Regions from separate parts of the Homo sapiens genome. Here all the other regions are linked to region 2. A link is a contact called in ENCODE Hi-C or POLR2A ChIA-PET data. All regions are on one chromosome and are shown on one strand. Each heading gives the region's core, a stretch centred on a gene start or an enhancer-like site at or near the end of the contact. The rest is flanking DNA. Distances are from core to core; before and after follow the strand shown.

The links. Hi-C counts contacts between places; a loop is a spot of excess contacts on that map. ChIA-PET counts read pairs that join two places held with the same protein, here RNA polymerase II (POLR2A). Pooled maps may share reads with other maps.
Region 1: a map of B cell shows a loop between it and region 2 (13-fold over the local background). The contact joins the promoter of RNF213 here to the promoter of ACTG1 in region 2. A Hi-C loop is called at or near these places in 3 of 168 maps with a recorded cell type or tissue (B cell, CD4-positive, alpha-beta T cell and CD8-positive, alpha-beta T cell), 16 of 37 single-sample maps with no recorded cell type and 11 of 50 pooled maps.
Region 3: a loop to region 2 is called in a map of CD4-positive, alpha-beta T cell, with 3 times the contacts of the local background. The contact joins the enhancer-like site here to the promoter of ACTG1 in region 2. A Hi-C loop is called at or near these places in 1 of 168 maps with a recorded cell type or tissue (CD4-positive, alpha-beta T cell) and 9 of 50 pooled maps. POLR2A ChIA-PET finds 5 or more read pairs at or near these places in 1 of 52 experiments (PC-9).

Annotation. Positions count from the first base shown.
Region 1 is chr17:80,259,560-80,262,318 of GRCh38, forward strand. RNF213 (ring finger protein 213) reads left to right here and starts at 1,293. Exons shown (of 68, transcript NM_001256071.3): 1 at 1,293-1,343. RefSeq lists silencers at 672-1,021, 1,301-1,650, 2,031-2,170.
Region 2 is chr17:81,511,549-81,514,248 of GRCh38, forward strand. ACTG1 (actin gamma 1) reads right to left here and starts at 1,251. Exons shown (of 6, transcript NM_001614.5): 1 at 1,186-1,251; 2 at 684-812; 3 at 355-594; 4 at 1-78. The coding sequence starts at 806. RefSeq lists enhancers at 697-786, 1,997-2,276, 2,307-2,356 and silencers at 1,007-1,176, 1,377-1,856, 2,487-2,676.
Region 3 is chr17:80,453,463-80,456,162 of GRCh38, forward strand. No RefSeq gene overlaps it. Among named protein-coding and RNA genes, the nearest start is that of NPTX1, 22 kb to the right of the region's middle. RefSeq lists an enhancer at 955-1,784 and silencers at 992-1,201, 1,462-1,721. Within about 2 kb of position 1,434, at least 39 of the 41 ENCODE cell types and tissues checked have a DNase peak (open chromatin) inside an H3K27ac peak, as active enhancers do; they include CD4-positive, alpha-beta T cell and PC-9, where a contact is called at or near this core.

The sequences.
Region 1 (2,759 bases), core at 43-2,542, 1.3 Mb before region 2:
CTTTGTCATCCAGGCTGGAGTGCAGTGGTATGATCACGACTCACTGCAGCCTGGAGCTCCCTGGGCTCAAACGATCCTCTTGCCTCAGCCTCTTCAGGTGCACCACCACGCCCAGCTAATTTTTTTAAATGATTTTTTTTGTAGAGATGGGGTCTCTCTATGTTGCCCAGGCTGCCATCGAGTTCTTCTAGGGAAACTTGCCGTGGGCACCGTGGGGAGTGGGGTAAGGGCAGGGTCTGTGTCTTGTTCCCATGGCTGTCGTGGGCAGTTGTCGGTTAGGAGGGGTGGCTGTCGAGGATGTTGGACTAATTGTTGGCGACCCCCCGCCCCAAGCAGGAGCATTCAGCTGGGGTTCCGCGCCGGGAATTGTTTCAGGATGAGGGTCCCCTCTGGAATGCGCAGAGGGGCGCAGTGTCCAGAGAGGGACGGGATGAAGGGGTGAGAGGAGAAGGAAGAAAAAGAAAGTGGGTGATTTTAAAACGGAGGTCCCTGGTCACACCATGAGCCTCACAGATGGGAAAACTGAGGCACGGGGGATGGTGCGGACCGCCGTGGCCCCTCCATCATCAGTGACAGAGCGCTCCGCGCGGGGCCGCGGAGGTCCCTTAATCTGCAAAGGCCCCCACGCGGCGCGCTGACGACGTCCACTGCACCCGCCGGGCGCCCTCTGGGCCGCTCCCAGGCTGGCCGCCGGCTCTGCGCGGCCGCAGACACTGTCCGAGGTGCTGGGCGCCGGGGCGGGGGGCGCGCCTGTCCCGCCCCACTCGGCTGCTCGGGCCTGCCCGGGGTCTGGGCTTCCGGGAGACCCGCATGCGCCCCACGCCTGGCGGGAACCGAGGCCCCTCCCGCGTCTGTACCCGGCGCGCAGCGGCCCGAGGCGCCTCCCGGGGGCTGGGGGCCCGGAGTCACTGGGAGGCGCCACCGGCGGGGAATTCCGCACACGCCTGCGCGGGGCCGGCGGCGGCGGCGGGCAGGGCGGGGCCGGCGGCGGCGGCGGCGGGCAGGGCGGGGCCGGCGGCGGCGGCGGCGGGCAGGGCGGGGCCGGCGGCGGCGGCGGCGGGCAGGGCGGGGCCGGCGGCGGCGGCGGCGGGCAGGGCGGGGCCGGCGGCGGCGGCGGCGGGCAGGGCGGGGCCGGCGGCGGCGGCGGCGGGCAGGGCGGGGCCGGCGGCGGCGGCGGCGGGCAGGGCGGGGCCGGCGGCGGCGGCGGCGGGCAGGGCGGGGCCGGCGGCGGCGGCGGCGGGCAGGGCGGGGCCGGCGGCGGCGGCGGCGGGCAGGGCGGGGCCCAGGGCCCCGTGACCCGAGGGGCGACAGCGCGCGGCAGGCGGCGAGCTCGGGGGCCGCAGGTGCGAGCGGGCCTGGAGAGTCTCCCGGGGCGGGGAGCGGGCTAGGATACAGTGGGCCCCGCGGGCCGGCGGGCCGGGTCCCGGGGAGCGGCGCCTGCGTCCGGATGCCCCTCCCGGCCGCCTCTTCCTGCCGGCTCCAAGTTTCGGTTTCGCCGCCGGGGTGCCCGGTCCAGCCCCGCCCGCGGCGCCCACTGACCCTGTTCCCCGGCTGCGGGAGGGGTCGGGGTGGGGGCAGCGGGCACGCCTGGGACCCCGGCGACATCCCCGGAGCGCAGAGCGCGGAGGAGGCTTTGCGCCCCGGCAGTGCTGCCCCCGGGAAGTGGCCGGGGCACGGGGGGTGTAGTGGAAGGGGACAGCCGGACCCGGGCCTGCAGGTCCGCCCGGGAATCCTGCGCCTGTACGAATGGCAACAACGGAAAAGTGAAGTTGCAAAAACAGACTCCTAACTTTTACGAGGGAGGCATCGCCCCGTCTGAACCGCACCGCGCAGCGTCCTTCCGACTTGGCGAAGTCGCCCGAGCGCGGGGCTCAAGGCCAGGGTGGGCACCCCTCCCGGATGGCTGCCTGCAAGCCGGCGGGCCGGGCCCTGGGGGAGTCCAGGGCGGGAGGGGAAGGAGCTGTGCAAACATGGTGGTGGCCCTTCCCTGCCCCCACCTTGTTGACTTTGGTTGTGGTTGGGGGATGGGCTTTGATTTGGGTGGCAGTGTCTGTGCTTGGGAAAAAATGTCAGAGAAAAGACAGGAAGCGGATTGAATGCAACAGTGTTGGGTGCCTGGGGCTCTCTCTTGTGTCTTCCGGCCCCTAGAGCAGATGGAACAATAAGATGCTTTAGGGGGCCGGGCGCAGTGGCTAATGCCTGTAATCCCAAAACTTTGGGAGGCCAAGGCGGGTGGGTCACCTGAGGTCGGGAGTTCGAGACCAGCCTGGCCAACATGAAACCCCGTTTCTACTAAAAACACAAAAAATTAGCCGGGTGTGGTGGCGCATGCCTGTAACTCCACCTACTTGGGAGACTGAGGCGGGAGAATCGCTAGAGCCCGGGAGGCGGAGGTTGCAGTGAGCTGAGATTGCCCACTGTACTCCAGCCTGGGTGAAACTGTCAAACAAACAAAAAATGCTTTTTGGAGGATTTTTCGAGTTTTCTGGTCTGTGGTTCCCCAGTGTAGCATTGGAGAAGGAAACACTTCGGGTGGAAAGAAAGAGGCCTGGGCGGTGGGGAGTCATTGAAGGTGTTTGAGGGAGGGAGTGTCCACTGGTGGTTGTTTCAGGTAGAGTGTGGAGGGGAGGAGGTACGGTGGGAGCCAGGGCTTGGCTGTGGCAGGGGTAGGGGAGTTTTAAACTCTCCTTCTACTCTGAAGGAGAGATAATTTTAGTCTCTGGAATAAAAGGGCAGCAGACCTGGAGAAAAGGGATGCA
Region 2 (2,700 bases), core at 1-2,500:
GCGCCCAGAGGCGTAGAGGGACAGCACGGCCTGGATGGCCACGTACATGGCCGGGGTGTTGAAGGTCTCAAACATAATCTGAGAAGGGACAAGGGGCGGCTTAGTCAGGGACAGAGACCCACGGCCACCCCATGCTCACACGCCACAACATGCTGCATGCCAGTGTGATGTGTGGAGAAAAGAAAAGAACGCAGGCAGAAACCAAATGAGAAACCTGGAGGCTTCAGGGAGGAAATGCCGGGAGAGGAACAGAGCCTGGAACAGCGAAAGAAACACTTAAATGTCAGAAATCAAGCCGGGCAGAAAATGACTGGGGAAAGGACGGGAGGAGCACGGGCGTCGGCCGAGCCTCACCTGAGTCATCTTCTCTCTGTTGGCCTTGGGGTTCAGGGGGGCCTCGGTCAGCAGCACTGGGTGCTCCTCCGGGGCCACGCGCAGCTCGTTGTAGAAGGTGTGGTGCCAGATCTTCTCCATGTCGTCCCAGTTGGTGACGATGCCATGCTCAATGGGGTACTTCAGGGTCAGGATGCCACGCTTGCTCTGGGCCTCGTCGCCCACGTAGGAGTCCTTCTGGCCCATGCCCACCATGACGCCCTGCAGGGGACGACCCGTCAGCCTCGCCGGCGACACCGAACCCACCCCGCAACGCAGAACCCAGGAGCCCCGCGGCGCCATCCACTCACCTGGTGTCTGGGGCGCCCGACGATGGAAGGAAACACGGCTCGGGGAGCGTCGTCCCCAGCAAAACCAGCTTTGCACATGCCGGAGCCATTGTCAATGACCAGCGCGGCGATCTCTTCTTCCATTGCGACCTGCCCGGAAAAGGATGGACTCAGGCGGGCGCGTCTGTAACACGGTCCCCTCCCCACAGCCACCTAATGCCCTCCCGCGGGGAAGCCTCGGCCCTGCCCCAACCCCAGCGGCCGTGGCCTCCAAGATCGCAACCGCCTGGAACCGAAGGCCGGGCCTTTTACGTAACGTCCACGGCTCGGAAGTCTGCACTGCGGCCGGGCCCCGCCCTGGACCCCCGGCGCCCCCCCAGCCCCGTCCGCCTGACCCGGCCCACCCCGCCTTTTGTTCCCGGGGAAGGCGCGACGAGGCCTCGGCAGCTGGAAGCGGGGCCAGCCGGGGTCGGGGGGCGCAGGCCTGCGACGTCCAGCTCAGGCCCCGGGGCGGGGCGCTCACCGGCAGAGAAACGCGACGGCGGAGCGGCGGAAGAACAGAGTGCGAGAGCTGGCAGCGGCGACTGAGACCGACCGCGGCCTCCCCCGCCGTTATTTAAGCGGAAGCGGCGCGCCCGCGCGGCCCGGCGGCGCGCGCGGCCCCAGAACATGTCCATATATGGCGATCTTTCCGAAAGCCGGGCACCCATTGGCCCGCCGGGCAGGGACACGTGGGGCCCCGGCCCGCCCCGCCCCCAGCCCGCACCGCCTCCCAACGGCCCCGCCCGCGCCACCCCCGCGCGCTCGCGACCCTGCGCGGGCCGGCGGGCGGGTCTGAGTTGGGGCGCCCTCCGAGGGTCGCCGGGAGGGCCGAAGGGCTGACGGGCCTGGCCCCTCCCCGGGACTGCCGCGCCGTGGGGAGGGCCCTGCTGCGCCCCGAAACTGCCTGACCCGGGGCGGGGCCGCGCCGGAGCTGGGGTGGGTCCCCGAGTCCCCGGCCACGCTGCGGGGCTTTGCTCCCTGGGACGTCCCTTGCAATCTTTCCCCTCGGGCTCCACGAGGATCTCGGGCGCCAGTGCCGGGCTGAGGAAGGGGCGCGGCGGGGGTCCGCGACGCTCTGCGTCCCTGGGCGCGGGGGAGCTCTCAGGAGCCCTCACCTCGCCCCGGTCACCATAGGAAACAGCCCGCCCGTCCCCAAGCGCAGCCACCACCATGCAGGTCCCTCCACGGGGCGCCCTGCCCCGGATCTCCGTTCGTTTGAAGACCGAGGCCCCTTTCTACCCGACCCGACACATCCCTGCCCCTCAAATCACAGGCCTGATTGTCCCCAGGCGCGCGCTCCGGGTTGGGGCTACCCCGCCCCCTTATGTGCTGAGAAGGTGGTGTGGAGTGAGGCCTTTGTTTCATTCTGGTCACCTGTAGACATTATAGGGAAACTGAGGTAGACAATGGGAGCCCTGACTTTTTTGAAGGTCGGCTCCCCAGCTTCGGGCGGTCGGGGGGATACCCTCTTCTGTTTACGATGCTAGTTAAGAGCAGCGATCAGGGCTGGCGTGGGTTTAGCCACAGGCTTGTCCAGGGCGCTCACTCCTCGCCAGGAGCGGCGCCGGTGCTTTGGTTACACCCCGAGAGGCGCCCGGCACTACGGTTTCCTTGTGCGCTGCTGGAATTTTCAGGGTTGGAGCGCCGGCCGCGTAGGGGTGGCAGTGAGGCCGCGCAGTGAGGGGACGGACTCGCCCGAGGTCGCAGAGCGTTCAGATTGACTCGACAGGCTGGGGGGCGGGGCCGGGGTCCCCACGCGGAGTCCGGGGCCCTGCAACGTTAGCTCGCGACCCCGTGTTTGGGAGTGACAACAGCGAGTCAGGGCAAGGCGGCCGGCCCAGCTCACCTGCGGGCTGCAGTCAGCCCGGACGCCGAGACCCGTGCCTAAGGCCCCCGTGCCCCAGGCCTCCCAGGGGTGCTGAGCGCCCCCAGGCCCAGAATCTCCGGGGGCCCGGGCAAGGCTGTCAGGTATGTTCCCTCCCGTGGCGAAGCCGGG
Region 3 (2,700 bases), core at 184-2,683, 1.1 Mb before region 2:
CACAGACAAGACCCGGGATATTTCTTTGATCCAGCTCCTGCCTTACAGGACTTCATCTTCACCCATTCCTGAGGAAGGAGAGAGGAAAAAAAGACCTCTCATACACCCCCTCAGTCTAGTGTTTACTGAGCACACACTGTGATCTGGATAAGAGAGAAACTCTGCCGTCTTGGTGCTTTCAGACAATACACATCAAATTACATTATCAACGATGCTGGATGGCGCTAAGAGCCGGGGAGGGAAAGCAAGGGAGTACAGGCCACAGACCGTCCTGGACTTCGAGTTTGACTTACATTTTGGCTTTGCCATGGTACAAACGCCATACACATTCAGTATACTCCTCCGCTTACAGATGGGGTTACATCCGGATAAACCTACCGTAAATTGCCTTACAATGCTTTAACCTATGATGGGTTGATGGGGAATCTAACCCCATATGACAGGAGCATCTGTATAGGAAGGGGGCACGGTTTTCAACAGGTGGTCGCCTCACTAAGTGGGAGTCACAGGGTTTCAGGGGAGGAGCGTTCCAGGCCGCGGTAACAGCAGGTGCAAAGGCCCTGAGGCAGGACGGGGCAGGGAGGTCCAGAGTCCACCGCGCAGAGACCCGGGAGGCCGGCAGGCACGGTGAGGACCTTGACTTAAACCCAGGAAAGGGGAACCACACTGGGGCATGACCTCCTGTACTTTCCGAGATCGCTCTGGCTCCTGTGTTGAGGAGACTCAGGAGGGGAAGGTGGAAGCGGGGAGACCCAGCTGAGACGCTACTACAGTCATCTCGGCGGGAAAAGACGGCTCGGAGCAGGGTGGTGGCAGAGGTGGGAGAAGAGGTCAGGTCTGGGGAAATTTCGAAGGCACAGCCAACAGGATGTACTGCCGGGCTGGATGCGGGGTGTTAGGGGTCAGGGAGGCCGCCAAGGCTCTGCCTGAGAACTGGGGAGGGCCAGGGGCACCATTTACGGAGCTGGGGAACAGCAGGAGCTCGTTTTGTTAGCAGGTGCGAGGCGCCGGGCATTTAAAGGCGGCCTGACGGGACCGGCCGAGGCGGAAGAACGGACAGGGCCCTGCGGGACCGCGCTCGGATCCGCCTCCTCCCTGACCTCGGCGTCCCCGGCTACTGCCTCCAGAGCCGCTTCGGGGCCGACCCCGGGGACTCTTCCCGCCTGCGGCCTCGCGCCAGCCCGGCCGGCTCGCCTAGTGCCCGGCGCCCAGAAACGCGTGGAGCTGGGAGAGGCCACACAACCCACGCCGGAAGCCTAACCCCGTCGGCCCCCGCGGCCGGCACCGGCCGGAAGCCCGCGAAGCCTAACTCTCGCGAGACGCCTCCTGAGTCCCGCCTCTCCGCGGTTCCGCCAGTCGCCGCGCTCCTGTCTGCGTTGCTGTGGCAGCCCCGCCGTGCGTCCGCGTTCCCGGAGCCAGCGCGGCGGCGCGCCTGTGCTCGGGGCTTGGCCGTAGCTTTTCCTCAGGTCCCGCGCGGCGCGCCCCTGTGTCGCAGGCGCCCTGCCGCTGCCCGCAGCTTTTGGGGGGTTCGGGGGCGGGGGAAGCAGGGCCGCAGAAGGCCCAATCGGAGCCTTCTGACACCCGCCCCGGCCCGCCGCCCTCCCGGAGCTTCCGTCCCCGCCGCCTGGCTCCTTACTGACACGCGCGCCGCCCCCGGTCGCCCGTTTTCCCTGGGCTCCGGCCTCCTCTCGCTTCCAGCCCTGGCCTGAGGTCCTGAGGGCTCCCTGGAGGGGGCGGCTTCCCAGCACCCAGCGTTTAACAGGGCCCTTTCGGCCTCCCTGTCCCCCAAGCTCAGAGTTGGGGTCTGCAGCAGGGGAAAGAAGGAGGGAGACTGGGCAGCTCAAGTTCCCCAGACCGCACCTATCAGACGGAGGGCGGCCCGCTCCCGTCAGAGCCCGACCTCGGCGGACAGGGGAGGGGATGGGTTGAGAAGCGGGAGAAGGCCACTAGCTGGAAACTCCCTGACGACAGGGACACCGTTCTCGCCCCAGCCCCAGCGCTCGGCCTCCGCAGAGCCGGCCCAACGAAGGAAGAATGAAAATATGAACGTGACATGATGTGGGCTTGAGAGGCCGCCTTGTTCTTTGGATTCACCCAGAAACCTGACTGAAAGGAAAGTTACTGCAACTGGGGAAAAGCACAGTTGGCTGGAGAATTTGGTTTAAAAATAAATAAGTTTTAAATTACGTAACTAACACGTGCTTGGTGTAGAAAATTTGGAAAACATATGAAAGTACGGTATAAAAATCCTCGATCCCACTGCCACATAGAACCACTATTAACATGTCAGAATCGTTTCTTCGGGTGTTTTTTTTTCTTAATGCATTTATATTGCATATACATTTTTTCTCTAACAATATATTGATGTGCCCCAGTCCCCCACAGACCCTAATGTATGAATGGGAATGGAGGCGTCTGAAATGTGACTCACAAAGAGTTCTCTTTCCTCCCTAACACCCCATCCCTGCCTCACCCCTTCAGCGCATTCACAGCAGCACTGGGACTCCGGACTCAGACAAATGTGCACTGAGCTGGCTGGTGCTCTCATAGCCTCTGGCCCCAGAGCTCCACCTTCCCCTGCAGAGGGGGTCCCGGGAGTGTCCTCAAGTGCTCCATGCCCCATGTTCCTTTCCATGGCACCAAATTCTTCTGACCTCCTTCTAGGTGAGGGGTGAGGGGGTGAGGTAGGGGGTTGGGGAA